2 separate regions of the Mus musculus genome follow, and region 1 is linked to region 2. The links are chromatin loops, found by intact Hi-C in ENCODE. Cell type or tissue: heart. All regions are shown on one strand. Links, peaks and the distances in the headings refer to the core of each region. The heading gives the core; the rest is flanking DNA. Region 1 holds the start of Gm35073 (predicted gene, 35073). Region 2 overlaps E130114P18Rik (RIKEN cDNA E130114P18 gene).

What was found. Hi-C counts contacts between places; a loop is a spot of excess contacts. Peaks named below come from ENCODE experiments on the same cell type or tissue, not always from the same donor. Only the 100,000 strongest peaks of a DNase experiment are listed, where the experiment ranks them.
Region 1: a loop joins it to region 2, with 3 times the contacts of the local background. A loop is called at or near these places in 3 of 42 quality-filtered maps.

Annotation. Positions count from the first base shown.
Region 1 is chr4:98,692,576-98,708,826 of GRCm38, forward strand. It overlaps Patj (PATJ, crumbs cell polarity complex component), which reads left to right. Exons shown (of 44, transcript NM_172696.2): 43 at 11,420-11,526. Gm35073 (predicted gene, 35073) reads right to left here and starts at 8,180. Exons shown (of 2, transcript NR_151609.1): 1 at 8,063-8,180; 2 at 7,279-7,961. It overlaps Gm35137 (predicted gene, 35137), which reads right to left and starts at 6,568. Exons shown (of 2, transcript NR_168468.1): 1 at 6,479-6,568; 2 at 4,318-5,149. In heart, for the core only: a CTCF peak has its summit at 10,116 (motif pointing left); no DNase peak of the experiment used is centred there; H3K27ac peaks cover 692 bases.
Region 2 is chr4:97,556,663-97,572,913 of GRCm38, forward strand. It overlaps E130114P18Rik (RIKEN cDNA E130114P18 gene), which reads right to left. Exons shown (of 3, transcript NR_015513.2): 2 at 12,520-12,616; 3 at 11,213-12,302. It also overlaps the pseudogene Gm7248. Among named protein-coding and RNA genes, the nearest start is that of E130114P18Rik, 20 kb to the right of the region's middle. In heart, for the core only: a CTCF peak has its summit at 8,300 (motif pointing right); no DNase peak of the experiment used is centred there.

The DNA.
Region 1 (16,251 bases), core at 7,527-12,526, 1.1 Mb after region 2:
CAAGGCATTTGAGTGCCACTGGCCTTTTTTTGAAATCAGTTTTCTGAGAGAATTACTTAAGATGCTGTCGCGCTGGACAATGTGAAAATCCTGGGCAGTGGGCACAAAGCCCATCAAGTGGAGCAGGGGGAAGGGCACATTGAGAAAACCGGCTCTGAACTAAGAAGGAGAAAACAGGGAGGGTTGCTCAGTGGATAGAGTACTTGCCATGCAAACCTGACAACACACGTTCCAGCCCAGATCCCTTAGTAGAAGGAGAGTACTGACACTTGAAAGTTGTCCCCTGACTTACACACGCTAATGTAAACAATAGTAATAAAATGAAACAGAGGAAATGAGGTGGTGAGTGAGTATCTAATATGCCTAACTGCCCTGGAAGTTTGCGGTGAACTAAAAATTGTAAAGCTGATCTAATAAAAACATTAAAAAAAAGCTGGGCGTGGTGGCACACACCTTTAATCCCAGCACTCGGGAGGCAGAGGCAGGCGGATTTCTGAGTTCGAGGCCGGCCTGGTCTACAAAGTGAGTTCCAGGACAGCCAGGGCTATACAGAGAAACCCTGTCTCGAAAAACAAAACAAACAAACAAAAAAAGTACTAGCTATATACTCTGGGAAATAAATTTACACCATAATCAAGGAAACATTAACATACAGGAAGTAGCAGGCTTAGTAAGAGTAGCATTTAGGCAAAAATTAAGTCATTGACCTTTAGGAGGTTTTTTTGTTTGTTTTGTTTTGTTTTTGTTTTGTTTTGTTTTTGTTTTCAGTTGTTGTTGTTGTTTGGGGACAAGTTCCTGCTGTGTAGCCCAGGCTACCCTCAACCTCTAACATAAGCTAAGGAAACCTAGTGCAGGGGATTCCTACAGAACCATGGGCGACCACTTGCCTCATGTGTAGAGAATGAGATAAGTGACCAATAGGGAAAAACTTGTTTTCAGTCTGGCTGCTCTGGAAAGACAGAAGGAAAGGATGTCCTCAGATCACCCCTACTCTCACCCTCCCCCACCCCACCCCCCATGGAGGGGACTATAGCTCACAGCCACAGTCAGGCCAGGTCCGTCTGGTTGATCATTGTCCGAGCACTGGTCATACAGAGTCTTATCAGGATGAGGCAATCGCCCCTGCCTGCCAGGGGCAGTTCTGATCTGCTGCACAGGATGCTTATCTCTATGGACTCCAAGGAGAGAATGACACAGAAAGAAATCAGGAGGGCAACGTGGCGTTTGTCAAGATGACATCAGGCTTAGAGCATTGACTGGAGACTTGGAGGTGCCGTTCTGGAGCAGGGGATTGTCAGGGGTGTGTTGATTATGTCTCCTGCAAATCTTGAAAAAAATACCTTTGCTATTCTTCTCTGGTGCCTTCAGCCTTGAAGGGGGAGGTTGCCAGAGGAACATCCTTAAATGATTAACATGTCTACTGTACAGAGTTAAACAGGAATCTGACCCAAAGTTGAAGGTAGCAGAGGAGACGCTGGAAAATGAAGACGTCATGACAAGCTTGCCACAGTTCCTCTGCACATCCACGGGCCCTTGTTAAGTCCCTGCTTTCAGCAGCAGCAGCTTGAGCCTTCCCTTCTCTCACAGATTAAACAGATACAGCCAAACACCACGTCCGAGACGTGGGTGGCCAGGATGCTTCCGTGGAAAGATCAGCTGAGTTACAGCTTTTGTTGGCCACCCACGGATAAGACTAGGTCATTTAAAAGTTTATCAGCGAGGAGTAGCAGCTTGCTTAGGAGACTGATCACAAACCAGCCTGGACTGTAGAGCTCCAGGCCAACCCAGGCTGCATAGTCTGTCCACCTGGTTTCAAAACCCAATTAATTAATTTAGCTAAACAACAAATAGAAGTAAAATTATGCTATTTAGGAATATGGAAACAAATACTGAGAGAAATTGCTAAAGAATTTGTCAGAGAGAAGGAAGGATGGAGGAGCAGACTTTAAAGTGCTGACTGGCGATTCTTACTTAGCCATCTATTTGGTCCGTCTATGCGTGCATGCGTGGTGGTCAGAGGACAGCTTAGAGCAGTCATTAATAGTCAGTCCCAGGGATTGAACTCAGGTGGTCAGAGTTGGTGGCAACCTTCATTCACTGAGCTGCCTAACCAGCCCCAATTTTTACTTTTTGTGGAGAGGAGTTGGGGAAACAGGTTCTCTCAATGAAGTCCTGGCTGTATTGTAACTCACTATATAGACCAGGCTGGCCTCTGACTCTGAGGTCCTCCTGCCTCTGCCTCCTAAATGCTGAGATTAAAGGCCTGTTCGGCCTGTGCCACCATGTGCAGCCCAGTATTGGCTTTCAAAACTAGGAAACATACATGGGAGGAAAAAAAGAGGGGTTTCTTGTTGTGGTGGTGTTTTTTTTTTCTTTTTGTTTTTTGTTGTTGTTGTTATTGTTGGTTGATTGGATTTTGGTGGGTCTTTTTTGTTTGTTTTGGGTTCATTTTGGTTTGGGGTTTTTGTTGTTGTTTTTGGAAGGAGCTAAGAAAACATTTTACTATGTAGTTCTGGCTATCCTAAAATTTATCAGATATTGCAGACTGGTCTTGAACCCACAGCAATTCTCCTGCCTCAATTTCCTAAGTGCTTGGAATATAGACATGAGCCACCACCATGTCAGCCGGCTTGAGAATTCGCAGCCTTGGCGGCCCAGTCAGGTCTCTATTTGCCAGAGCTTCCCTTAGATTCTGGGTTACTTGGTGTAGGATGTGCCCTAGACGTCAGATGGTGGTAAAGCTCTGCACGTGAGGCTATGCAGGGTGTGAGGGATAAGTGACACTGGGGTTCAGGAAGAGGAGGAAGCCACGTGATGCAGGAAAGGACAGGAAGTGTGGAACAGGCGGGCTGAGTGAACAGTGAGCCAGTGCTTCTCCAGATCTAGCAGGCTCCCTCAGCAACACCCAGCACAGCCCTCTCCTGACAGAGCTGCCGAAGACTAAATGGGCCACAGTGGACAGTGCTCATGTTTCCTTATCTTAAATTTTATATTTTATTTTTATATTTCTTTATAGTATCTGGAGTCTGAGAATGGCGAAATTCCTTTTGGTATCACAGACATTGTCTTGGGGGACAACCTGGATTGACCCTAACAAACACAAACCATGAGACCCTGGTTTTAATCCTTGATACTAGAAAAATAGAAATTAAATAATCCTGGGAGAAATCCTTGGAGCATTCCAGGTGACATTGGGGGTTTGAGCCACTAGAGCGCTCTGTGTTTAGCAGCCAGTTTGCCCCTCTTATGTGTTACAGTCTAGACCCTTAGACTTATTTAAGAAGCCTAAAAAATCAGTGTGTCGGGCTGGTGAAATGGCTCAGTGGGTAAGAGCACCCGACTGCTCTTCCAAAGGTCCTGAGTTCAAATCCCAGTAACCACATGGTGGCTCACAACCATCTGTAACGAGATCTGACTCCCTCTTCTGGAGTGTCTGAAGACAGCTACAGTATACTTACATATAAATAAATAAATATACATAAAATAAATAAATCTTTAAAAAAAAATCAGTGTGTCAAGAAAGCCATTGTCAGTGGGCTCTAGATAAATACTTTCTGCTACTTCAAATCATACCAGAGTCAGGTCTAGGCATTTGTTGCTCTTTAGCATGCCCACTATCTCAGGGTCACCTTGGCCTCTCAGCTCCCATGATTAATAACATCTGCATCTCTCAATCTAGAATGCAAGTTAGGTACAGATGCAGGCTGGGTGTGGATGCTGAGTTAGGTACAGATGCAGGCTGGGTGTGGATGCTGAGTTAGGTACAGATGCAGGCTGGGTGTGGATGCTGAGTTAGGTACAGATGCAGGCTGGGTGTGGATGCTGAGTTAAGTACAGATGCAGGCTGGGTGTGGATGCTGAGTTTTACATTTTATAACAAAGAGATTTGAGCCCTGACAAATCTAACAGTGAAATCTAATAGTGTTCCCTAGCGGGGTTAGATGCTCAGGAAAGCTCCACGCAGGGAACACAGGCTCGTGTGCTTTGTAACAGCCCATGTTCCCAGAAACTATCTTGACTTCTCAATTCTCCAAGACATAATCTCCCAAAACTGTTCTATTGTTGTTTGTTGTTGTTGTTATTGTTGTTTGCTTGTTTGATTTAGTTTTTTGAAACAGGGCTTTTCTATGTAGCCCTGGTTGTCCTGAAACTCGATATGTAGACCAGGCTAGTCTCAAACTCACAGAGAACCCCTGCCTCTGCCACCCAAGTGCTGGGATTAAAGGTGTGTACCACCGCCACTGCCACCAGGCCCCCAAACCTGTTTTTAAGGAGAGCTGCCCATTTTGTGGTCCATGCAATAAAGGCATGCACAAGTGGCTCAACCAAAAAGTTTATTGAACATAGACTGACCTACTGTGGAACATAATGCTGTAGTTGAGTTCAGCTTTATTTTTAAGTCATGTAGTGTCCCAGACGTTATAGTACAAGCCAGTGTGTCTGATGAAATAACACTTTCTCAAGGAGAATGGCTTGAGAGGTGAACTCCAATAAAGGAGTTGAAGGAATTGCAGGTTGAGAGAGAAACTCCATTGGACAGGGAACCACAGTGAAAGAACAAGGCATTTGGAGCGGGAAACACAGAGTGAGCCGTAAGTGCAGTGGGAGGGGGAAACACACACTGACCGGCAAGCGCAGTGGGAGGGGGAAACACAGAGTTCGGTGTGAGGTTCGTGAGAGGAGGGAACACACCCTGGCAGAGAGTGGTGGGAGGGGGGAACATGGTTATTGGCTCATTTTCCAACTCTGTGGATACTACTGGCTGTTCCTTAGGCCTGGGAGACAGTGCATGTTTCCTAGCCTTCCTGTCCAGCAGCTTGCTGTCCATGCATAGTTGAGACCTCCCCTCCTCTTCCTTTGGGTTGGTAGCCTCCCAGGTCATGGGTGGGTGGGCGTCTGTACCCAGTTCCTTCTGTAGGTGGGTCTCTGCTGCCATGACTGCTGTTCTCACCGGCTCTGTCTGGGTCTCCTCTTCCTTGGAATGACAGGTCTTCCCACCTCTTCCTTCTTGTTGGTAGTTTTGGGAACGCAGATTACAGATTTCCCCTCTTGGTCTCTTCCGCCTTGGAGAAGTTGGGACTCTTCCTTCAGGCTGCTGGGCTGCTCTGACTCAGGCCTGTAATTTCCAAGTGTTTAATAATAACTACACCTGGAGGGGGTGCAAAATACTCCCATTAGACGTCTGGTGAGAGATCTCTAAGTTTTGCAGTCACTTGGTAATAAGTAAGGCAGCTCAAGACGGGCGCGGTGGCGCACGCCTTTAATCCCAGCACTCGAGAGGCCGAGGCAGGCGGATTTCTGAGTTCAAGGCCAGCCTGGTCTACAGAGTGAGTTCCAGGACAGCCAGAGCTACACAGGGAAACCCTGTCTCGAAAAAAAAAAAAAAAAAAAAAGAGGCAGCTCAACTAGATTTAATACGTTCATGCCTGTCGCCCAGCAGTTCTGTGTCTAGCCGCCCAGCCTGACCCTTGTGCATCTCCATCACCAGGCACATATGTAAGGAGCACTCATCCTTGAGCAGGCTCATGTTTTGAAGGGCTGTGGTTGAACAGGATGACATCAGCCATATTCCCCAACTGTCCTTTTCCTCTGGGGAAAGAAAGGAAAGGGTTCCAGGGCACATGAGGCAGAAGGCCAGAGCACAGATCCCAGGGTGGGATTATCACCAAACCTAAGAGTCACAGCACACACTCATGCATAGTAAGCCTCATTCATAGCACAAAGCAGGAAAAGGGAGATGTGGTAATGTGTCCCTCTTTGAAGGAGGGACAAAGTGACCACACACACAGTCCATCTTAGGGTCCTGAAGTAAGACTGGAGCTTAAAAAGAGGGCCAAGGATATACATATAAGCAGTCCTGGCCCAAGACCTTTTCCACCACCACTAACCTTCATTGTCTAGACTTCCCCCTCATCCTGTGGGGTGTTAGAGTTGTGTGGCATCTCTTTCCTAAAGACAAACTCTCCCTCTAGCTGCCACCTTCCCTTCTCCCAGGACAAGCTTCCCAGGGAAATATCCAAATTGTTGGTATTCCTTGTTTCAGTAGTATGAGAGATTAAGAGTCACAGATATCTCCTAGACTGTCTTCATTTCTGCCACGCCAGTTACAGGATCTCACCTCTCCAGGCCAGGGAACCCAGAGGCTAGAACACTTGAAGTTGCAGAGACCATGATTTCCACCCCCCGCCCCCGCCCCCATCTCATAAAAGGCCTCTAACTGTGTCCCTTCCCACTTTGGCTATCACTGGGTCCTGTCGCCCCTCACAGGACCTCTACTGCACACCTCCCTGAGGGCAGGACTGCTTCTCCCCCTCCCCCTCCCTCCCCCTCCCCCTCCCCAGTCCCATCCCTGTTCTCAGAACCCAGTGAAGCTGAGAACAACAAGTCCAAGATTCGCTTGATAAAGAAAAATAAAGTCTATTTTCTGTCCTCTTGGTGGCCTTCCCCTGCTTCCTCAAAGGACCCTGTGGTTACTTACCTCAGACCATAGTCCCCAGTCCCTGGTGTTCAGAGGCAAGGCTGAGCAGGACACGTAGGTCCCACCTCAGTGTTGAACTTGTACACCACTGACCTAACCCTTAGACAGTAGCTCCTCCCATTCCCAAGCCAAGCCCCAGGGAAGGTTTAGCCATAGCTTATCAAGTTACTGGGTCGGTCAGCTCTTCCTGCAGGTGGCAGATCTGCTGTCCTGGGCCTCCCCACAGGAGACCTGCTGTCCTTCATATTTAACACTTAGCCTGAGGGTTGCACTCCTTCAAGACTGGCAAGAAGGTTCTGGGTGGATTCTGGGTGGTTCCCTTTTCATTTTAGAGCTCGTTGTGGTGAGGGAACTGCAGGACTTTTTTTTATATTTTGCAGCTAGATAGTAAAGCTTTATGGTGAGTGTAATGGACTGTAACTGGGGTGACAGCTAGGTCTGGAAAGTAAAGTCTGGTGCTCCTTTTCCTTCATGCCCCGTGATTGCTTCCTGACATAGGATTAGAGAGTACTAGATTCTAACCAGGCACAGTGGTGACTCCTGCCTGTAATCCCAGCACTCTAGGATGGCTATGAGTTTCAGGCTAGGCTGGGATACACAGTCTCCAGGGGAGTGGGAGGGCTGGATGTGGTAGTGCCTGCCTAGAGTACCAGCTCCTGGGAGGCAGAGACGGATTGATCTCAGAATTCTAGGCTAGCCAGGACTGTATGTTAAGACACTAATCTCAAAAATAAAACAAACAAACAAACACACAAACAAGAAGAAGCAGCAGAAGGAGAAAGAAGGAAGGAAACAAGGGAGAAACGGGCAATATTTTAATGACTTTTCTGCTTCCGTCCAATAGGGACATGACATAGTCCCATGAGCATATCCTGTGTGACCAGCTTGAGCTTCTTTTTCATGAGATCACCGTGTGCCACTCAGTTCCATAAGCATTCACTTCTGATAGAAGCCTGGCTCCCAGGAATCCCAGTAGACTGGGCTCAGCTTCTTTTCCCACACAGTCTGAGCCTGGGGGCTCACACCTTGCCTGTACTCCTAACACTCAGGAGGCTGAGGCAGGAGGATCAGTTTCAGGCTAGCCTAGACTGCACACAAGAGAGACCCTGTCTTACCTCCTCTTCCCCATAAAATCCAGAAGGAGATGGGGTGAGGCCAAAAAAAGGAGCTTATTAAATAAGCAGATTGATCCCACAGGGAACCACTGTGACCCAAGGATCCATGTCAGCTGCCAACAGTCATCCTGGGCACACAGCAGAGAATCAAAGGAGCTCGAAGTTCTCGGGTAGGATTCCAGGTCATCTTGGTCTGGCTATCCACTGGTTGATCATTGTCTTAGGCCATTTTCTCAGGATTGGCAATGCAGAGTTATGTTGGTGCTAAGAAAGTTGCTGAGTTCTACCCTTTGCCTTCAAACGTTGTCAGGCATACCTGTTGTTCCTGAGGTCCAAGTCACTTTAAGTGAGAAACACTCAGGAGAACTCTCAAAGAAGGAAAAGAAACAAGATGGAGTCGTAAACAAAACAAGTCTTATAAAAAAACAACAACAACAACAACAACAACATTTAATTGGGGCTGGCTTACAGGTTCAAAGGTTCAGTCCATTATCATCAAGGTGGGAGCATGGCAGTATCCAGGCAGGCATTGCACAGGAGGAGCTGAGAGTTCTATGTCTTTATCCAAAGGCTGCTAGTGGAAGACTGATTTCCAGGCAACTAGGGTGAGGATCTTATACCCACATCCACAGTGACACACCCATTCCAACCAGGTCACACCTATTCCAACAAGGCCACCCCTTCAGATGGTGCCACTCCCTGGTCCAAGGATATACAAACCATCACATGCCCCAACACACACACACACACACACACACACACACACACACACACACTAAACAAACGTAAAAAGAAAAAGTTGGTGCTGAAGCAATGGCTGAGCAGTTAAGAAAGAGCGCGAGCTGGTCTTCCAGAGGACCAGGATTCAGCTCCAAGCATCCACATGGCAGCTCACAGCTTGGTGTACTTTCAGTTCCAGGGTATCCAACACCCTCACACAAGACACATGAGATAAAACACCAATGCTCATAGAATAAAAATAAATCATTTGAAAAAAAAGCAAAACAAAAATATCAAAATGACATTAGCTTGGTCAGTGCCTGGACGTCCTTCATTCACTCCCTCTGTCATGTCTCTGTGGAGTGGGGCCTACCTGTTAGATTTTCTCTCTCCTTAAAGGACCAGAAGCCCCGTCTCCACATAATCACCTCAATCTCTCTGTCCCTCCTGAAGGCTTCCAGCCCACTCATTCTCTTCAGGGTTCTTCCATAGGCACATGCTGGGGCATGACCCTGCTGCTCGTAGAGCTGGAGCCGAGATCCACAGCCACCAAAAAAAAAACATGCACTGTCAATCCCTAAGAAACGGGTTGAAAATGCAGAAGAAAACAGGAAGAATTGACTTAGGCAGGGGCACTAGAGAAGGTCGCACGAGGAGCAGGCTGTCAGCTAAGCTGGCTTGTGTAGAGATTCCCAGGGAGAAAAGTCTGGAAGATTGAGAGGAACGGAGGAAAGATTAGAAGTGTGTGTTGGTCAGGGGTCGGGGGTACTGCACATGCTTAGCGTCTTCTCCCACAAACAAAGGGGCAGTGGTGAAAGGTTTCCAGGGGGAGAGTGCCATTGTGTATCCGGGAAGATGACAGGGGAAGGTAGAAGAGAAGAGTGAACAGGGCTGGGAACTCATTCGGGAGCAGGCGGCACCAGGAGGCTACTGGGACTGAGCACCTCAGTGCCTGTCTCAGATGACAGTCCCAGCCCCAGCAGGGTTTCAGTATTATACCTTCTTAGTTCGTTATGGGGGAGCTGGAGGTGTAATTTGATAATAAGTGGAAAAAATGAAAGGAAAAGTCAGCTGAGCAGAGGGAGTGTGTTTTAGGGTCCAGAGTTTGGAGAGGAAGTAGGGTGGGGTGCATGCTGTGTGTCCTCTGAGAATGGAACATGCTAGGCAGGCATTCTGCCACTGAGCTACCCCCCACCCCCCAAGTCCAAACTTGGACTTGGTATCCTAATTTTGATAAGCTGAGCGATGTCAATGCAAATCCCAAAGTGGTGACTGGGCCGAGCATAGCTGCTGGGTTATAAGCACAGCGGCAGAACTTAAAGCCAGGGGATGGATGTGCTGTCACTTGACTCTGAAGTCACCTGGGCCTCTGACAGAGCCTGGAGGTAAGCAGAGATAGCAGAGAGCAGACCCTACCAGCAGCGAGAAAGTCGGGAGTATGTGGGTCCTGGAGGCTCAGGCCTGGAGAAGCTGGAATGGAATTGTTTGTGAAGAGTGTGCCTTGAGAGCAGGCAGCGTCTGCTGAGGCTCTAGGCTATGTGAGACAGCCCTGCCTGCTACTGGAAGAAGAGAGTCTAGAAGGGAGCTTTTATGCTACGCGTCTTAGGCTTTTATGCTGCGCATGTCCCCATTTAGTTGACTATTCTTCCCATGACTGTATTTCTAGAACACGCTGCACTTGTACATAACTGTTTTCCCCTCGTCTGGATGATCCCCAAATTCTTTCTGACCCCTCCTCTGGCCCATCGCCTTTCTCCTGCTTTACAGACAGCTGTTTCACAACTGAGGCATGTGTGCCCTCTGTTGGTATGTTCTGGAACTGCGTCACATCAAGTTTCCCTGCACTCCTGGGCAAATTCCTCTCCGGATCTGCAGTGGGACAGTCAGCCCTCCAGATCCCTGGGCTCTGTTCTAGGGTGGGGGTAGGACAGCCGGCAGGACAATGAGGTCAGAATGCTGAACTCAGGGAAATGTTAGGAGAGCTGCCACAGGGCAGGACACCTTGAAGGTCATAGGAAGGACTTCAGCTTGTGGCCCAGCATCCAGTTCTCTGCAGATGACTTCAGGCAGAGTCTGGAGTAATCGGCGCCATGCTAACTTGGTTCTAAGCTACTTGAGAAAAGTGAGGCTGAGCAGTGAGGTGGTTCCTGTAGAACTCCACGAGATGACTTTGTGGGTCAGCCTGCAGCACCTGGGAGGACAGTGGGCTGAGACAGAGACATCAAGGATGGTACCAACCAACCTTACTTACCTTATGAAACCACAAGAACTGGTCACAGTCATCTAGGATGTAGAAAGCTGCAAGAGCCCAGGCTGTGGGGCAGAGGGCTGGGGACGTTAGCAGTGGGTTCCTGAAGAACATCACTGGGGACACATCATAAGGGTTTGGAGTTAAGTAAGGTAGAGCTGGAGATAGAGAGCTGGGGATGTCGTCACGGGTGGTATTTAAATTAATAGCACAAGACCCAGTGTGGATGAGAAAGACTAGGAACTTGGGAGCTAGGCCTGTCACACTGCACAAGAGTCAGCAAGAGAGGATGGTGGGGTGGGAAGATGCACGAGGCTAATGTACCTGGGCCGGTGGCACAGGCCTGTGATTCCAGCAGCTATTGGAAGGCTGAGGAATGAGGATCGCTGCGTCTGCTGCTCTGTAAGGCCCTACCTCAAAATAAAAGGTTTCAAAAGGAGGGTGTGGCCACATGGGTGAGTGAGAGAGTCCTCGTTCAGAGGCTCTGGATTCAGTCTCCAGTTCCACAAAAGAATAAAGAAGGGGATGGAGAGGCAGCAGCCACTGGAAGTCAAATGAAGGAAAGAGTTTAAGAAAAAAATGAAAGCCTCCAGCGCAGCATGGAGGTGCATGCTGAAACCCCGGCCCTGGGAAGGGCGCAGCAGGAACATTGAGAGTTTTAACACCAGTGGGTCTCTGTCTCGGGAAGTGAGGGAGGAAATTCAAGTGAGAAAGATGGGGAGAGAGAAAGGGAAACGAGAAACGAATAATCCATCTCTCCAGCTCTCCGTGCAGGAGGAATGCTGTTTAGAATACAGCCGTGGTTTCTCCAGCATCCTTGCAACTTACAGTAAAATACCTTGTCACTCCCTCCCACAGGTTGTGGCAGATACCAACATAAGTGCCATAGCGACCCAGCTGGAAATCATGTCTGCAGGCTCCCAGCTTGGCTCTCCGACTGCTGACCGACATCCGGAAGACACAGAGTGAGTGTTCTGATACAGAGTGGGCCTAGCGCCTGAGCTTCAGGCTCCGGTGTGTGTGACCTCAGAGTGGAGGGATGCACGTGCTAAGTTCTCCTGCCCTGACAAGGTCTGACAAGGTGTCTGTCAGGGCTCTCTATTCCACCACAAGATCCTTCTCATTGCCTCGACACAAGCCTATACCCTGTCCTAAGAAACTGCAGGTTTCCTAGGTCCACCCTGCTCTAAGGTGCATGGACTAACATGCCCTTAACTCACTAAGTTAAAGCCTTGTTCTGAGGTGAAATCTTATTGTCCCCTTTGAGAGCATATGTCATCACAGCTAGTCATTGCCAAGCTGTTCATTAAAGCAATGTTTCTGAAGCTAAACTGATACAAGAATAAAGAACAGGAGGCCGGTGACATAAAGGCACTTGGCACCCAGTCTGACGACCTGAGTTTGGTCCCTGGGGCCCACAGAGTGGAAGGTGAGAACTGACTTTCACAAGCTATAAGCCCCTGAACTGTACGCGCCTGGGTATGCGCCTGCACACACACTCCAAGACACTATTTGTGGAGACTCTGAGGAGATGTTCCCCAGCAGAGTCGAGGATCCGGTATTAGCAGGTTCCCTGGGGTTATTCTCCAGACAGGCAGAGAGCAGCTGCACTTAGAAGTGCTGTCTGGAACTGTTCCTGTCAGCATCTGGTCATAGTGTGTGCTCAATGAATGCTACCAGCTAATAGTTCATGTAAGAAACTGGGATCAGCCCGGCGTTGTTAGCCTACCCCTAATAAAGTCCCTTATGGATAGCTGTGATCCCAAATTCTTTTTGTTTGTTTGTTTTGTTTTTTGAGACAGGGTTTCTCTATATAGCCCGGGCTGTCCTGGAACTCACTTTGTAGACCAGGCTGGCCTCGAACTCAGAAATCCACCTGCCTCTGCCTCCCGAGTGCTGGGATTAAAGGCATGCACCACCACCGCCCGACTCTGAGTGTCTTTAAAAACAAGTCTCTGGGGCTGGAGAGATGGCTCAGTGGTTAAGAGCTCTTCCAGAGGACCCTAGTTCAGTTCTCAGCGCCAACTCACAGCTGTCTATAATTCCAGTTCCAGAAGATCTGGCGCCTTCACACAGACATACAGACCACCAGTACATATAACAATAAATAAATCTTAAAGAAAAGAAAAGAAAAAAGAAAAGGAAGAGAAATGAAAAAAAGAAACAAGTCTCTGCTGGGTGTAGTGGTCACACCTTTAATCCCATCACTGCAAAGGTAGAGGCAGTACTCTGAGTTCCAGGCCAGCCTGGTCTACGTAATGAGTTCTAAAACAGCCAGAGCTACATAGTACAGAGATACCCTGGCCCAAAAAAACCAAAAAACAAGAAAAAGAAGGAAAGAAGGGAGGGAGGAAGGAAGGAAGGAAGGAAGGAAGGAAGGAAGGAAGGAAGGAAGGAAGGAAGGAAGGAAGGAAGGAAGGACAAAACTGTTAAGGGTAGGGCTGGGCAAGAGAAAGTAGCTGAGGTTAAGAGAGCATACTGTTCTTTGAGAGGACCTGGGTTCAGTTCCCAGCACCCATGTCAGGCAGTGTCATAGCCACCTGTAACTCCAGTTCCAAGGGATCCAACACCTTATCGACTCCACAGGAATCTATATCCACGTGCACATACCCTCCCTAAACACACACACACACACACACACACACACACACACACATTTATGTAAACCATATCAGCCATTGCACACATAGATTATTAAAAACCATAAAAATAATTTTCAAAAAAGAAATATTAAGGTATTATGAGATAAATTGGCATGATCCAGATGATGCTTGCTCCCGATTGCCAGTGGCCCAGCTATGCAGGTGTCTAAGGAAACTAGTTCTGTGTTTGAGCTCTTACCTCAGTTTCCTTCCCAATGTCCTTGGCAACAGGGTTATGTCTGCAAAAGCAGCCAGAATCACACTCATGTCCAGCTTCCAGGCCATGACTGAGCGTGCTCGTGAGGCCACAGTAAGTCTAACCTTACTCATGACGTCACTACTGCTCCATGTGGGAACAGTTCATGACTGGACATCTCTCTAAGGCCAGGCACTGTACTGGTGCTGAGTTCTGAGGATTCAGAGAAATATTTATAAAGATGTGGCCCTACCCAGCCTTAAGAGAAAAGTAGACTTATAAATCCATAGCTGTGGAAGGGCTGGTAAGAGCAGTTAAGTTCAGGGAGAGTAGGGCCCTTGAAGCCATTGCCAAAAGCCCAACTTGGGGCAAGGGGTAATTGGTGAAGCTAATGATGAGTTTTGAAAGAATTGGACTAAGCTGGGTGGTATCCAAAACCATCCACAATTTGTACAGCACAGACTATAGCAGTTACTGTAGACAACTATTAGACATAAACATTGCATCAACATGCAGTGGCTATTAGTGTCAACCAGATGGAAACCTACCCCAAAATAACTTAGGCAGAGCTGCGGGGGAGAGAGATCTAATCAGAACAGCAAAATCAAAGGTCACATACCCCATTCTCAGAGGAAAAGAAAAGAGACCCTCCCACCACAAACCAGACAGTGTGGATGGGGACCCCAGATTTCCTTCGATTTTGACCATCCTTTGGGTGGCAGCCTGTGGGAAGAAGGACTGAGGTATAGCTCGGTTGGTACAGCACTTGCCTTGCATGCACAAAGCCGTGGTTTGATCCAGAGCACCACATAAAGCCAAGTCTGCTGTTTCAAGCCTCTAAGCCCAACAGTTGGGAGGCAGTGTCATAGAAATCCAAGGTCACCCTTGGCTGCATAGCCAGTTCAAGGCCAGCACTGGCTTCAGGTAAAATGAGATTAGATGGTTTGAGCACACATGGGTGATTTAAACTTTAGTAAAGTTGACTGAGAGAGAAGTCTTCCATACTGACGAAAATCTCAGTCACGCGTTTGAAGCAGGTTGTCTTCACCCCTCTTGGTCCACGCTGATGGCCCTCTTCTCTCCTGGCTTCTAGTTATTGTTTATATAGCCATGATCCTGAACTTAGCTGAAGGAGCAGGTAGAGGGAAAAGACTCATTACCAATGGTGTGGCATCAGGATCGAGGACAGAAAGCCTGGGCTCATCCTCCTGAAGGGTACAGAGGAACACCTTACTGGAGGTGGGCTTGGCAAGGGTCTTTCCACCCTAGGAGAAGTGATACGTACGGACACTTGGGCAGAAAAAGGGATTCAGTTCCCAAGCACTAGCCTGCCACTGCTGGTTAGGGGCATGTCTGGAGACTGCCGGTGTCCATCTTGCTGGTATGGCCTCTGCAGTGTGGGCTGTACCATCCACACATTCTTTATTTGAACAGCACAAGTTGGGTTTTAAACTCTAGGATAGTCCTCACTTTCTGACTAGCTACTGGATGTGATGGTGGCTGCCATCCCAGCACTCGGGAGGCTGAAGAAAGAATATTGATGGCCATGAGTTCTAGTCAACCCGGGCTGATGTTCAGATCACACTTCAAAATAAAGGGAGGGGCTTTGGTAAGATGGCTCAATGGGAAATGGCACTTGCTGCCAAGAGTGACAACTTCCAGTTCCCTCCCTGGAACCTGTATGGTTGGAGGAGAGAAATGAACCCTACAAGCTGTCCCATGCCTTTTAATGTGCACAAGAACACAGCACATAAACGTGTGTGTGTGTGTGTGTGTGTGTGTGTGTGTGTGTGTGTGTGTGTGTGTATCAAGAATTTGTTCAAGCCTTGTAGTACATGAGTAGATTTGAGATGCTTAGGAGGCTGAGCCAGAACATCATGATCTCAAGGCCTGCCTGAGCTACATGGTGACTCTGGGTAACTTAGCAAAACCCTGCCTCAAAATCAAAATCAAATCAAATCAAATAAAAATGGGTAGGGATGAACTCAGAGCTACACCTCTTGCTTAGCAGACACGAGGCCATGGGCACCAATTTGTCTTAGTCAGGGTCTCTATTCCTGCACAAAAATCATGACCAAGAAGCAAGTTGGGGAGGAAAGGGTTTATTTAGCTTATACTTCCACATTGCTGTTCATCACCAAAGAAAGTCAGAACTGGAACTCAAGTAGGGCAGGAAACAAGAGCTGATGCAGAGGCCATGGAGGGATGTTCTTTACTGGCTTGCTTAGTTAGGGTTTTACTGCTGTGAACAAACACCAAGATCAAGGCAAGTCTTATAAAAAAAACAAAAAAACAAAAAAAAAAACAACATTTAATTGGGGTTGGCTTACAGGTTCAGAGGTTCAGTCCATTATCATCAAGGTGGGAGCATGGCAGTATCCCGGCATGCATGGCAGGCATGGTGCAGGCAGAGCTGAGAGTTCTATGTCTTCATCCAAAGGCTACTAGTGAAGACTGACTTCCAGGCAACTAGGATGAGGGTCTTTTTGTTTTTTTCAAGACAGGGTTTCTCTGTATAGCCCTGGCTGTCCTGGAACTCACTTTGTAGACCAGGCTGGCCTCAAACTCAGAAATCTGCCTGCCTCTCTGGTGAGGGTCTTAAGCCCATATCCACAGTGACACACCTACTCCAACCAGGTCACACCTATTCCAACAAGGCCACCTACAAATGGTGCCACTCCCTGGTCTAAGAATATACAAACCATGACAGGCACTATCCTCAGTACACACCACACAGAAAAGGGGCCAGCCTAGACTACATAACAAGATCTTATCTGAATAAAAAGAGATGAATTAAGAACTAACCATAGGGAGCTAGAGAGATGGCTCAGCGGTTAAGAACACTGACTGCT
Region 2 (16,251 bases), core at 5,532-10,531:
TGATGCAATATTTGTGGTACTTTCAATGACAAGGAAAAGAAAAAGGAAAAGAAGAAAGCTAAAACCATGCAATAGGCTGTAGCAGCTGCAAACAAGAAGCCTGGTCAGGGAATACCAAATTCAGCTAATACCCAAGGAAATGCAGCGTCAAATCCTCAGGTCCCTGATTATCCTCCAAACTATAGCCTATTCCTTAAGGACTTGCCAGAGTGGACGAATGAGATGATGTTATCCATGCTGTTAAAGCAGTTCCCTGGTTTCAAGGAAGTTCACTTGGTACCAGGGAGACATGACATTGCATTTGTAGAATTTGAGAATGATGGACAGGCTGGAGCTGTCAGAGATGCTCTGCAGGGGTTTAAGATCACACTGTCCCAAGCCATGGAGATTACCTATGCCAAGAATTAACATGCGGGATGCCAGTTTGGAAGGACTTGGTATTATTTATAGTGTTTGTTTTGATCACATTTGGTCAAGTCATTTTAAATGGTTGGAACTGAAGGTGAAGTTTTGGGAGAAGAGTCACCTAATTTTTTAAGTTTTGCTGAACTATGAAATACAAAGCCTTAACTTTGTACAATAAACTTTTATTTGTATTCTTGGGGGTGGGAGGGAAGAGCTTTGGATAAAGTTGAGGAGCCCAGGAAAAGTTCTGCCTCATTTACAAAAATTCTATAAGGCTCTGGAGTAGCCTTTTCTGACTTTTTGCAAGGATTAGTTTCAGCTGTTTACAAAGCTTATGAACACTGTTAAGCAAGGCAGGAGCTGATAGAGACCCTTGCCTTTGACAATGCTAATACTCAATGTAAAAGAGTTAATAACTGCTAAACGCATGGACAGTGTCAATCATCGTATGCAAAGGGACATAGCTGATGTTGGTTCTCACAATTATCATATTAATACAGCATAGGACAAGCTATTTCTAAGGGTCTCCAAGATCAAAATGTCCAGTGCTTCAAAAGCGGAAAATTTGATCATTTGCAGAGAAACTGTGACTAAGCCATACTAATGGTTTCAGATTTCAAAATGTCTGGGGGTTAGCTATGAGAAATACGGTATTTTCCTGCTGAGGCAGTGAACAATCCATTTCCAGGGGCAATGGGTTTTCAAAGATCAAACAGAAAGAGTGCCTAGGTTTCCCAGGATGCACAGGCATTGTGGCAAGGGATAACATTGAACCAATGAGTGTAGGTCCAAGACAGATATTCAAGGCAATTTATGGCTGTTAGGAAATGAAATGTAGAACCTGGCAGCTCAAAGCCCTGAAGCAAAATAAAATGAGCAACTTCTCTCTTGTCAGCCAGAAAATAAGAAGCAGGCAAAAACCTGCAACTAAGTATTGACAGTCTCATGCATGCTACTGTAGACAGTGCGGCCCCCAGATAAACCTCTTACCCTATCCCCCAAAATTCAATGTTATAAAGCAATCACTGGAGTTTATGGTCCTTTGCCCTCAGGGACAGTAGGAATGATCTCAGGATGAAGTAGATTGACCTCCCAAGAACTCGTTGTGCATCCTGGCAAGGAGAAATTAAAATTATGTCCTATGGGGGCACGGAGAGACAGACAGACACACACACACACACACACAGACAGAGAGTGAGAAAGAGAGGTAAATTAATGCAAATGATAAGATTGCTAAGCTGTTGTTTCCCTACATCAAAGGCAAAGCTGCTCCAGTAGAAAGAGCAGGGGACTTTGTACGTACTAAAAATATGTGTTCTGGCAAACAGTGGTTAATGATCAGAAGCCAAAATTAAAATTGCAAGTAAATTGTGTTGAAATCGAAGGTTTGGAGGATACAGAAGCTGATGTGACTATCATTCCCCCCACCCCCAAAGAAATGTTAGAATTCAGAATGGCCACTTCACAAGGTTCATACACAATTTCTAGGAACTGGAAAATTTATCTCAGAAAAAAAAATATCTAGTGGGTTAAATGTGTGGGAGTGGAAGGTCAAACAGGGAAATTAATACTTTATGTGTCTGAGATACTCATAAACTTATGGGGAAATGATCTTTTACAACAGTGGGAGTACTCAAATTAATATTCCTATAATCCCAGACACAGCCCAAGATGGACTGTAGATGCTTCTGGGAAAGGTATTGATGTATGTCATCGAAAACAATCCCAGGCTGTGTCAATTATCCAAATACAAGAAACCCTAGGAACTGAGTTTCCAAATTTATAAGCAGGGACCACTGATAAAACATCAATGACCTTATCTGTAAATGGACAAGAACTTTAAGTTCTTAAGAAGCTGATTCTGAGCAGGGCCATGGTGGCACACGCCTTTAATCCCAGCACTTGGGAGGCAGGGGTCGAAAAGAAAAGAAGAGAAGAGAAGAGAAGAGAAGAGAAGAGAAGAGAAGAGAAGAGAAGAGAAGAGAAGAGAAGAGAAGAGAAGAGAAAAAAGAGAAAAGAAAAGAAAAGAAAAGAAAAGAAAAGAAAAGAAAAGAAAAGAAAAGAAAAGAAAAGAAAAGAAGAAAGAAGAGAAAAGAAGAAGCTGATTCTGTAATTACACATTTACTGGAAGTAAAGGATATTACAGGGATACCTGTACAAATTAAAACTGACCATGGCCCTGCATATGTCTCCAGTAGAATGAAGCAATTCTTTGCATATTATAACATAAAGAACAGGCCGGGGTGGCGGTGCACGCCTTTAATCCCAGCACTCGAGAGGCAGGGGCAGGCAGAGTTCTAAGTTTGAGGCCAGCCTGGTCTACAAAGTGAGTTCCAGGACAGCCAGGGCTACACAGGGAAACCCTGTCTCGAAAAACAAACACAAACAAAGAAAAACCAAAAAACAAAACATAAAGAACATTATTATATACCAGACAATTCTACAGGATAGACTGCCATAGAAAGATATAATCACACTTTAAAAGAGATGCTAATAAAGCAAACAGGAAGAATTAAAAACCCTCAGAGATAGGCTAAGTACAGCCTTGTTAACTGAATTTTTCGAATGTTAATGAGAAAGAAACAACCTAGCATCTTACAGATGCTGGATTATAGAAGAAACAAAAACGACCATGGGATTAAATCAGCCTATAAGGATGTGTTAACATCAGAATGGAAGCCTGCACAAGTTTTACATTGGATACATGGATTTGTTTGTTTCTATAGAAAACAAAAAGTTATGAATGCCATCAAAATTGATAAAGGTTAGAGTTGAGCAGGTAGTACCTCCTGAACACCTTTATCACTGATTTGAAAAGTGTATGATTGGTTCATTTAAAATGTCTCTGTTTATAATTTCTTACTAAACACAGATGATTAATGTCTTACAACAGAAAGGGGGAAATATAGTGAGAATTTTGGTTTCTTTAAACACAGAAGTGTTATAGGAATATTTTTTTTCTTAATGCCAGGTGTGGGATATGGAGTTCCTTCAGATTGTCCACATCAGCAGACTATGTTTTGCCTCATACTTTTAACCGAGGTGCAGTTTTGACACCTGCAGATGGCTTTTGCAAGTGTACTGTGTTTGGAATTCTGGGGACTCTTGAAATGGAATACAAATGCCAAAACCCTGAGAGGGAGCAGTTGATGCTGCAGTTGCTGGTTGCTGCAGTTGCTGCAGTTGCTGGTTGCTGGCTGGAGATATCCTGATGGTGAAGATCAACATTGTGCCCAAGGAACTAGAACCCCCAGTCAGCGGGAAGTACTCTAAAGACATCAATACCCCCTTTCCCTCTAACCTTCTTTCTCTCCTACCTACTGTTGGTTGTTGGGAGGGATAAGGGTGGAGAAGTATGAAAACGGGAACTCCTAAACGAACCAAAAATCTGGCTACATTTTTGGTCCGTTTTGAGCTGATTTTCTTTGAATGGTCAAGGATTCTTTCAATGATGGCAATATTAGAATTTGTTTCCAAAGTTTGATAAGTCCAGGTATGGATATCAAATTCTCCCAAACCCAGTGATGAAGCTATGTATGGACTGTCATAATGGGATATTCTGCAATGTGTGTGATGCCACTCAGAAGATCACAACTAATTAGCAACCAAAGAACGAGAAAAAAAAAACTAAAAATGAAGTCCCCACAGCCAGAAGATCCCACAAAGGGCATTCAGCCACATCTCTTCCCCTCATGGAATGAGAGTGACCTAGTACATTCCTCAAAACTACACAGAGGAGACCAGCAGAACTTTCAACTGTCTCTCCTTATTCTGAGTATGCCCACAGATTGTTGCCTGACACAGCACAACCATGTCAGCTACCCCAAACATTTCCTAGATGCGGAAGAGAAGGTAACTCTGCAAGTAATAAGGTCTAAACGTTCACATCAAGCTATAAGAAGATACGTGTTATTTATCCTAAATTCATACACTGACAGACTTTAATAGAGACATGTATCTAAAAATATGTGTAAAGTTGGTTTTTATACAAGTGAATTAAACAAGACTTCAAAGATAAAAGAAATGTTTTCTTTGTGTTTTAACTATTTCTTGTATTTTTTGAGATTATAGTATAATTACATCATTTCCCAATTCTCTTTCCTTCATTCAAATGCTCCCCTATTTTTCAAAATCATTACTCTTTTTTTTCTCATTCATTTTAAGATAATAGAATTTCATTATTACTGTAAATACATGTTCTACAACTGGTGGTTGATATTCCTGGTGTACTAAAGACATAATTTATGAAAACACTATAACCTAACTCTGCAAAGTTTCATATTATTTTCTGGTTTTGAGAAAATCTTTTTGAATTTTAGTGCTTTTGATTCAGTTCAGAATTTCATATGTGATGAATGTTGGGAGTGAAGGAAGTCCTAAATGCCTAATGTCCTTAGTGAATATGTGCTATTGATATGTGCATGTCCATGCCAAGAACTATAGCCTCAGACTCATGATAAAATGGCACAAGCCCCCACACATACACACTCGAAAGGTGAAGCTCAGAAGGGTGGCTAAGACTTCCTCTTGTCCATGTTTGGAAGTTGATAGTCAACATGCTGAACTTCTAGAGTCCTGCAGTTTCTCCATCAGATAGCGCCCAGTCCACCGAATCCCAACTTTTCTGTGTTTCTGTGTGTGCTGCCATTTCTTCATTCCCTTGTCAACCCTAGTGATGTAAAGCCCTGGAAACCATACAAGACATTGGCACATCAATATTATATTTACATAATTTCTTTACCTCCTTTACCACCTGACTCTTCCTGTGCCTCCCTCACTCCTTTCTCAAATCCATGATGTCTTCTTCCTTAATTATTGTTGTTGGTGGTGGTGGTGGTGTGTCTGTGTGTACATGTGTTTATATAACTACAGCCTACTGATCCCATTTAATGTTGCTCATATCTGTATTTGTTAAGGGCTTATTGCTATCAAATATGACCTGCCCTTAAAGGAGACTGATTTGTCCTCTCATGGCAGCCATTAGTTGCCTTTGGATCCTCATTTGAGGATAAGGCCCTGTGAGATTCCCCATCTACACTGGCATACCAAATGATGTGTTATTCCTGTCTTGTTTAAGGAACAATATTCTTTACATTTCATAGGGTAACTTCCCTGTTATGTATAAAATACTCTATCTCACAGCAGATAGCCTGTTTCCCAGCTCTTACAATCTTTCTGTCCCTTTCTTCTGCAATGTTCCCCGAGTCTTAGGTATAGGGGTTATAGTGTAGATGCATCCATTGGTTTGGGTACATGGCCAGTGGTTCTCTGCATTTTGGACAGTTGTGGATTTCTATAACTTATTCAATGACTTATTCAATAGCAATACAGAATAACACAGTGGTCCTGAGCCATTGTAACCTTTAAGTTCCTATTAATGATAGAAAACTCATGCTTCAGAGTCAGGAACAATTAAAATAATAAATACAAATTACAAAATTAAAATAATATTTTTAAAGATTTGTGCATATTGTATTGAATATTCAAATGCTGCATCAAAATTATCTTATATAACACAGTAAGTTAGTAGTATTTCCACCAAAAAACCCTACAAACCAATTTGATTACATCGTAAAGACTATCACTTATTTATATTGATCTATACAGTAAAGAAAAAAGATGGGTATCACTGTTCATATATAAATTACTTAAACCTTTGCTCAAACTTGAATTTTTGACTGTGGCAAAATGTTTTCATCTGTCATTTTAACTGCTTTTTATACATGTACATTTTATACATATACATTTGTATATGACATAAATTGATGAATATTTCATATCAAATTAGAAATAAAAAGCAATGAAAGGATTCTTCACCCTACAAAATAATTCTTCATTGGCCAGAAATCTACGTTAGTCAACCCTTTTGTAAAGGAAAGACTTAGTAAGCGAACTAACCTGCTTTTGCTTTTACCTAAGGGCTCCTATTGTCCTAGTGTTCCCCACATTCTGAAGCAGGGACTATCGTTGATCTTGCAATTAGACAACCCATAAATATTTAATACATGTGTATGAATATATTCAGTAAGAGAAGGTTTGCTTTGAGCTCTGGAAGGAGTTTCATGGGAAAAGATGCCAAGTTGCTTGTCTAGTTGCATCCATTGCTGTGACAAAGCCCTGTGACCAAAAGCAAGTTAAGAGAGAAGAGCATTTTGTTGTTGTTACTGCTGCTGTCTGTTGTTGTTGTTGATGATGTTGTTGTTGTTATTGTTGTTGTTGTTATTGTCATTGAGATTTACACTTCCAAGTCACAGACCTCCAATAAGGAAAGACAGAGCAGATTTTAAATTTGAACTTGAAGGCAAAACCATAGAGGAACATCACCTTACTGGCTTTATGGCACGCCTGTGTTTAACTAGTTTTCTTATGCAGCCTGTCTGCCTAGGGCAGTTGGGTCATGACCCATTTAGGGGATGAACAATCCTTTCATAAGGGTCACCTAAGACTATGAGAAAGCTTGGATATTTATATTAGGACTCATAACAGTAGCAAAATTGCAGTTATGAAGTAGCAAAAGAAAATATTTTATAGTTGGGGGGTCACCACAACATGAGGAACTGTATTAAATAAAAAGTCAACACATTAGGAATGTTGAGAAACACTGGCCTAAGGAATGGTGCCCTCCACAGTGGGCTGGGTTCTCCTACATCAATTGATAATTAAGATAACCCCCCACAGACATGCCTCTGCCAGCCCATCTTCTGCCATCCCTCAATTGAAACTTCATTTTCTCAGGTGATTTTAGCCTTCAAGTTGACAGTTAAAGCTAACTAGGACAGTTGTATACAACAGCTCTCAACACTAGAACCTGATAGACACAGACACCCATATGTTCTCCACTATTTTTTAAATATATTTAGGAAATATGGGGTTCTCCAGTACAAGACCTTGAGTAAAATGTAATACTGCATCTGCTCCTAGAAGCCTAGAGCCCCGGGATGGACCATGTTGAATAAGATACGTTGTTAATACAACTGTATAAAGATAGGGAGAAGGTCTCAGGCGGCATATGGGAAAGAAGACTTAGTGTCTCCGCACATGAGGGTGGGGAATGCTTTCATTTCTCATTATTTAAGAGACAGAGGACGATGATATTAGCAAGATGGTGGAATCAGAAGCACCAAATCTCATTGTCCTCATAGAAAGAGTGACTATAATATGACACATGTGAGTGGGAAATGCCTTCATGAGAACCCTAGAAATAAGTTCAAAGCCAAGAATAGTCATGCTGAGAGTGGCAAACCAAGTGCAGGGACCCGTCCTTAATCCCATCTACTTAGGAAGCTGAGGTAAGACGAACACAAATTCAAGACCAGCCTGAATAGTACTGGTCGATCTGGAAAAAAAATAAGGAAACTAGGAGGGAGTGTGGAAGAGAGGGGGAGGGGTAAAAGAGGTGGTAGATATAAAGAGAAGATGTAGTAAAAGATGCCGTTCCATATCAAACGTCTCCTTTTCCAGAGTGCAAAAGTCCAATTATCAGTCTCTTCCTTGGGGGGCGGGGGGGAGGGCAAAGAGAAAAATAGATTTTGCATTCAAAGTCTCTTCTCTCGAGGAACTAATTTCCTTCTCACATACTTCACAGTGTTCATGCCTAGGGGCTGCAGAGAACAAAAGTGAGCTCGGCAGCTCATGTCAGTGCCAGGGAACTTGTAATACCACAAACAGAAACTGGCACAGCCTGCCACCTAGGGAGTGAGAGCCCAGCTTGTGGCTCTGGGAGTGGAAGGGGTGAATGGAGCGGACATGTGTCCAAAAAAGAAAAAATCCCAGCTCTTCAGGGACCTTCAAAGAGACTGGTTTCTGGCTTACCCAACACAGGTTCCTGATGGTCCCCAAGGCCTCAGGGAAAGGCACATAGTTTAGCACGTTGGAACTTGTAATACTACAGATAGACACTAGAGGGAGGAAGAGATTACAAACTGAAGACTAAGCCAGCAAAACTCTGCCGGGCTTATTCATGAAAGCATAGAAAAATGTATCCCTAGACAAATTTGACGAGGTTCTGGAATCTTGACCTCAAATGACTGTGGAAGTCTTTCCTTGTACATAGTTGAAGTAAAATGATATAGAGGCAGGTGTGTTTCAAATGTACAACCAAATACAAAGGTACAAGGCATACATAAAAACCTGAGAAATCATGGCCCAACCATAGGAACAAAAGAATCTCCAAAGCCTAACTTCAGGTAATGGAGTTAAGTGAATGACCAAATTAAGAATTCAAAATATCCATGTTACATTCAATCAACTCACAAGAACATAATGAATAGAATAACAGTATCAAGTCTCTCTCTTTTTTTTTTTTTAAATAACCAAACAGTGATTTCAAAGCTAAAGAACACAGAATAGAACTGAAAATTCACAATGGTAGTAACTTCATTCACAAGATAGAATCAGCAGTCACAAAGACATTGACATTATCCAATCAGAAGCATAGTAAAAATGAACACAAAAAGAGAATAAAACAATCCTACGGAAATGAGAGGCTATCATAAAGTAGAGTGGTTAGGAAAGAAAGCGATGGGAGATTGCCATAGAGTTTATTGGGTTCTTGGATAAATTCCTAGTGCTAAAAACAATAAACAAAGATGAGAGAGAGAACAGAAAAGAGGCAGATAATAAGATGGTGTGAATAAGTGACCCTGTGAGGGAAAATGGACATCTAGATGTCTAAAGGACCCTAGCTGTGATTAAACCAAAGAAGCGCATCTGAGAAATTACAATCACATTGTCAACAATCAAAGATAGGGGATTTTGTAGGCACAGAAATAAAAGTGACTTGTCACATACAAAGACAGCCTGGTAAGAATAAGAAGGGATTTCACATTGCAAGCTTGCGGGGCAAACGGAAACACAATGATATGTTCAAGTGCTAAAGAAAAATAGTGTCAATCAAGAATACTACATATGGCTATAGTCTCCACAGAAATAAAGCAGAAATACCTTCCCAGATAAGTAAGAGCTGAGGGGTTTCATCACCACTACATTAATGAAAATAAGAAATGCTAAAGATAATTTTAATTGAATTTAAAGGATGATAAAGAGTCCCATGAAAGCAATGAAGGTAGAAAGCTCAATGGCGAAGGGAAATGCATAGTCAAGTAAATGCATAGACTAGGGAAATACCATAATAGCAGTGTGAAATTTCACCTCATACAGTATTTCATCTATGGTGCTGGACATAAATGAAGAATACAGCTTTAAAACTATAATTTGTGACATTAATGACAACACGTAGGGCTGAGGATGTGGCTCAAAGTCAGAACATTTACTGATTACACACAAGGTCTGCCCATTCCCAAAATAATTCAGGAATAAAACAAAACATAAAACTTGCATTCACTGTTGAAAATAAGCTGAAGTCATCTTAAAGTCAGTGTTATAAACATAAGTCATGCTACACAAACCCTGCGGTGAACACAAAGACGATACCTTTAGATTATGGACAGAGAAGAACAAGAAGATGCTAAGTATCCATTACAAAAGTAGACAGCAAAACAGAAAGGCAGAGAAAAGACCTCAAAAACTGTAAGACAGACAAAAAGCAATTGCTAAAGAGATAGTCTAAGTTCTTCTCTATAATAAATTTTTTGAATACATCGATCAAAGCTCCTGGTCATAGAAATGGAATATCTGAATGGATTTTGAACAAACAAGATCCAACCGCTTGCTGTCTCCAAGAGATACACTCTAAAGATGTGTAACGGCTAAAAGCAAACTATAAATGATGTTTCTTACAAACAATAATGAAATGAGAACAAACAGAGGTTGCTCCACACATACCAGAAAAATATATTTTAAAATGTAAAATGTCATGAAAAACAAAAAAATGATAGATAGATAGATAGATAGATAGATAGATAGATAGATAGATAGATAAATAGATAGATAGATGGATAGGTGATACATGGGGGGGGATAAAAACAGTGAATTCAGCAGAATTTGTAGTCAGAACACCCAAATGTATGAAGCAAACATTGATAGAACCTGGGAAATATACAGTAACACAATAAAAATAAAAAATCATAATATCCTACTCTTAATAACAGACAGGCCATTCAGACAGAAACCTGTGAGCCAACAGTAAGTTTGAAAAAACTAAGAACAGATGGACAAGATCCACATATAAAGAACGTGGTGCCCTGTTGCCTCAGAACACCTATCCCCAAGTTCAAAAGGAAATTCTATAGTATAAATAGAATGTTAGGGAACAAAACAATCTTAACCAATTAAATAAGATATAAGCCACATCACACATCACTTCCAACCATAAGAAAATGAAAGTAAAAATCAGAGACATTGTTAAGCATGCGGAAATCAAATAACTTACTCTTGTATAGTCAATGGGCTAAAGAATAAATTAAGAGATAAATTGAAAATATTTTGAGACTCTTGAGAATAAAACACAAGGTCTTAAGCTTACACTATTCAACACTACCATGTGTGTATAGCTAACAATACTATGACCTTAAAAATGTAATGCGAGAGACACAGTTCTGGGGGGGTACTGGTTAGTTCATATTGTTGATCCTCCTATAGGGTTGCCGACCCCTTTAGCTCCTTGTTTACTTTCTCTTGCCCCACAGAACTGTGTCTCTAGTTGCATATGTAGCAGAGGTTGGCCTAGTCAGCAGTCAATGGGGGAGAGGCCCTTGACCTTGGGAAGATCATATGCCCCAAAACAGGGGAATGCCAGGACCAGGAAGCAAGAGTGGGTGGGTTGGGGAGCAGGGCAGGGGGAGAGTATAGGAGACTTTGGGAATAACATATGAAATGTAAATGAAGAAAATATCTAATAAAAAATTTTAAAGCTGTAATGCTAACTTTATGTTAACACATTATTTACTGTTATTAAAAACAAACTTTAAACTTGTTAGATGAGGAATAAATAGCACCTATACCCACAAATATTAATTATCTACACATGGACAGTCAAGAACAAGGCTTCCTAAACTCTACACTCATAACCACTTCATACCTGAAAAGTTTTTACATGACTATTGATATGTATGTCTAGAAAATAGGTATATGTTCACTGATTACACATTACAGAAAATTAAGGCAATTATCTACTATACATACAATTTTACAATTTATTAAAAACTAAACTAATAACATACACATGCTTGTTAGTGTTCACATAAGGACCTAAATCTTAACTGCTTATTTGATATTGCAAGACACAGAACATCTTGGAGGTTTGTCCAAGTGTTCAATGTTTATTTTTATACATCAACTCTAAGAGCACCCACCATTCTTCATAAATGCATGGTGTAAAATGCAGGAACATGTTTAGATCCATTTCAGAAAGTATGAAAACGTTTGCCCTATTCACAAAAGAAAATTTATTGAATTTTTTCTATGTATTTTTACATATTTTAATTAAAATATAATTATAGCACTTTCTCCCAAGTTGCCACAACTCTCAAACTGCTCAAACTCTTCTTGTCCCACTATTATTGCTACATATATTTATGCACAAATACAACCTACCGAGTCCATTCTATTTTTTGTTTATGTACAGTTTCATTGATACTGTTTGTATTGGATAACTAAATAGAGAGCTCCTCCCAGGTAGAGGGTAGCTCTCCCATTCCCAGCAGTCATCAGTTGCCTTATCCACAGATGTGCCCCTGTGAGGTTGTTTTTCCTTTCCACATCAACAAGTCTACTGATACTGCCATTGTTCAAATTTTGCTTATGCAGGCATTTCTAGGAAAGACTGTTTCACAGCCAACTTCTGGTGTTTCATTCTTACAGTCTTCCTAGCCCCTCTCTGTGATGTTTGCAGAGCCATAAATGCAGGAGTTGTGACGTAGTTGTGGGGTAGGGCTACCCAGGATCTGTTGATGTCTGCATTGTGTCCAGCTGTGGATTTCTGTGATGGTCTCCATTTTCTGTAAAGAAAAGCGTTCTGATAAAGGTTTGATAGATCTGGACTGATAAAGTGATGGTAGTAGAGGCTCTTCTAAGAGATGAGACATTGAAAGTGGGGTAGGTTTCGAGGAACATGCGTGGTATCCCTCCTGTTAAACAGGCTTAAGTGCAATTAGACAGTCATTGGTTGTCGCCAATGTGTGAGTGCCACTTACCATACCTTTATGGATATCTTACCATGCTGGTCATTGCCATGGTTGAAAGGTATCACAACTGGGTAGGACTATTAATTGCCTCTCTATCTTGGCATCTTGCATAGTTATTTTCTGGTAACCTGGAAGTTAGAAAAGATACTCTTAGATCTGATTCAGATCAAATAATTTTGAGCATTGTGTACTAACTGTGCTGTATAGGGGTACAGCAATAGGGGCTTAGTATCAATCATTGTGAGACAACCAAAGGCAACAATAATAGATTATATTATTTTGAGAGTCTCCTGGATTACCCTGATCAGTCATTCAAATGGGGAAGCCCCATGCCTAGTCTTGAGGTTTTGTTAGTCTATGTTTCTTGTGGGGAGCACTGTCAACCCCAGTGGAGTAACTTCCTCTAAGGTGCATACATATACCCGTGTGTGTGTGTTTTAGATAAATATAAAATAATAAAATCCTTAAGGCTTTATCAAATAACGTTGGTGTTATTTCTCCCTCCTTCTTTTCTTCCTCCTCCGTCTCCTTCTGTATTGACATCTCCATGCCCCCCATACAACTCTCCCCATTTTTCTATTTCCTGTTTCATATTACCTACATCTTGCTGTTCCCCTCTCATGCCCCCCTACCCTGCTACATCCTCTTTATAATTTCCTGGCTTCTGTGGCTACTCAATGTTATACACACAAATCTGAAGATTAGGTACTAGGAACTGCACATAACAAAGAGTGCACAGCACTTGTCTCTCTGAGTCTGGGTTACATCGTTCAGCATAATCTTTTCTAGGTCCATCTATTTACCTAGCAAAGGTAGCTAATGAACCCATTGAATGATTTAAAAAAAAGATTTCAACTCAGCAACTCAAACAGCAATTTTTAAAATTAAATAATCTAAAGCAGTGGAATACAAAGATACACTAACTTGATCTTAAATACTGAGGACTAGATTTCTTTCTCTTCCCCCCCCCCCCCACAATTAAAACACTGTCTCTAGAAAAGCAGAAAATTTTGTATAGACAACACAAACATTGTAATTTATAATCTCCACTAGTCTCAAATTGGATCCGGGTGTTTCAGACTGCATTCCTAGGCTTAGCACAGCATGACAGCAAGCAACAGAGTAAAGATTGCCTGTGCTCTCAGAACCAAGGCTGTGGTGAAGTCGCATGATGATGCGGCACTGCTAAAACACCTTGAATTTGCTACACACCTAACTTTGAACTTGTTTTTGGTTGTTCCATATTCAGAAACCTTCCACTGAGGCTGGAGAGAAGGCTTAGCAGTTAAGGCTAGACTCACACCCAAACACTTAACAACCTGTTCACTTTTGCCAGCTATTGTGACACCCACCCCCAAACACACACTAAGTTATATAATTCCACATTGGCTCATGACTCCTAGAATCAGAAGCTTTGTCCTGGTCATCTAACCCAGTGGCTCTGAAACAGTGACCATCCTTCATTTATCAGATTCCTATAAAACAAACATGGAAATCAAAGAACCGCTTATGTTGAGTTGACAAGTTTAGGAGGTTTCCAGTTGACAGACAATACACATTAAGCCCCAGATCCCCAGGACCGTTTGATCTAATCAAAGGTCACTTCACTGATAAGCCTGAGTCCTCATGCTGGGGTACCCAAGAGAGTTGCAGCACGACCCTGGCTCTTCACATTCTCTTTCTGCCTTTTGTGCCTAATGCAGAAGATGCCCAGTTAACCATCAAGGCAATGAGACAAGGGGACCAGGTGCTGACGGGTTATGGAAGAATGCTTAAGACTAATCACCAGTCAGCACACATTTCCAGCTTCAGTCATTCCTAATGTCTATTTGTTTCTGTTGTAGAAACAACAGCCTTTCATTAAAAGAACTTTTGAAATTACATAAGAGCAGAAGAGAAAAAAATTATAATTCCATCAGTTATGTACACAACCATTAACATGTGAATGTTTTCTGTCTTTTAATGAATAGATTGCTGGGTTTTTGCTGAACTGTGTTCATTCTGTGTTCAATTTTGCATCCTGCTTTTTTTCGCACTGTTTCAGCATACGCGTTTTCCATTTGTAAACAACATTTTCTTTCATGGCTTCACAATATGCTTTGATGTGGTTGTACTGCGTGGAATGTTTTTTTCTAATTTTTCACCACTTTGAATAATGTTCAAGAGGACGAGTATATGCAGCAGAACCACCTTTTTAAATGATGTGCCCAAGGAGAAAATATGGAGTCAAAGATTTCTAAGCATTTTCACACATCCTGTCAAATCATTTTCATACTTTATTTAAATATAATTACATGATTCTTTAAAATTCTAGAAATAAAGATAAAAGTATTTATCATTATTCCCTTGAGGTCTAGGGTCTGTCAACTAGTAAGCATCCTTTCCTTGTCATTTGAAAATGCACACACACACACACACACACACACACACACACACACATGTATATGTATATGTATATATACTAAATTAAGACCATTGTAGTCTATAACAGATTCGCTCTTGATATAATCATTTGTGAACATAGTCCTATGTCAAAAATTCAGTAGCTGGGAAGATGACTTGACTCAGTGAGTAAATTAATTTTCACACAAGCATGGAGACCTGAGTTCAGATCCCCAGACCCACATCAAAACCCACACCAGTAGCTTCTGCCTGTAATCCTAGCACTATCGAAAGTGGCAGAAATTAGGCAAATTCCAGGGGCTCACTAGCCAGGCAGAAACAGTAAGTTTCAGATATTTTTATATTAACTCTGAAAAGCACCTGCTTTAGACAACTAAAAAGCCAAGAAATGCCCAACACTACTCTCGTTGCCCTGACTATCTTTTTTTTTTTTTGCCCTCTGTGGGGTGTGTGTGTGTGTGTGTGTGTGTGTGAGAGAGAGAGAGAGAGAGAGAGAGAGAGAGAGAGAGAGAGAGAGAGAGAGATCTTCTGGGTTGATGATGTTAAAAGTAGGATGATGCCTCCTTTTGATACTTGGGAAATGAGCAAAGTGGGGTCCTCTGTTGCAGGAATAAGCTGGAAGACATCTCCAGCACTGGGAAGTCCTGTGGCATTCTATCCAGACACTACCCCATATGACAGCTCCCTCCCAGGCCCTCCCTCTCTGATTCTTTGCTTGTTGTCTAGCCTGAAAGTTTTTCCTTCTAGAGCAGCGGTTCTCAGCCTTCCCAATGCTATGCCCTTTAATACAGTTCCTCATGTTGTGGTGACACCACAACCATAAAATTATTTTTGTAGCTACTTTATAACTGTAATTTTTCTACCATTATGAATCATAATGTAAACGATTGTGGAGATAGAGGATTACCAAAAGGGCTATGACCCACAGGTTGAGAAGCCCTGCCCTAGAAAAACAAGCTCTTGACAAATACAATATCCCAACCCCTTTGCTTCAATTTGGGATAATTCTGTAAGGACATCCCAGCTTCTGGATTCTTTGCAAGATTGGTTGGTCTTTGTTATAACTAACTAATTTCTTTTTTTTCCATTTTTAAATTTTTTTTATTTTTATTAGGTATTTTCTTAATTTACATTTCCAATGCTATCCCAAAAGTTCCCCATACCCCCCCCAACCTCCCCTACCCACCCACTCCCACTTCTTGGCCCTGGCGTTCCCCTGTACTGGAGCATATAAAGTTTGCAAGACCAATGGGCCTCTCTTTCCACTGATGGCTGACTAGGCCATCTTCTGATACATATGCAGCTAGAGACAGGAGCTCCGGTGGCAGTACTGGTTAGTTCATATTGTTGTTCCACCTAT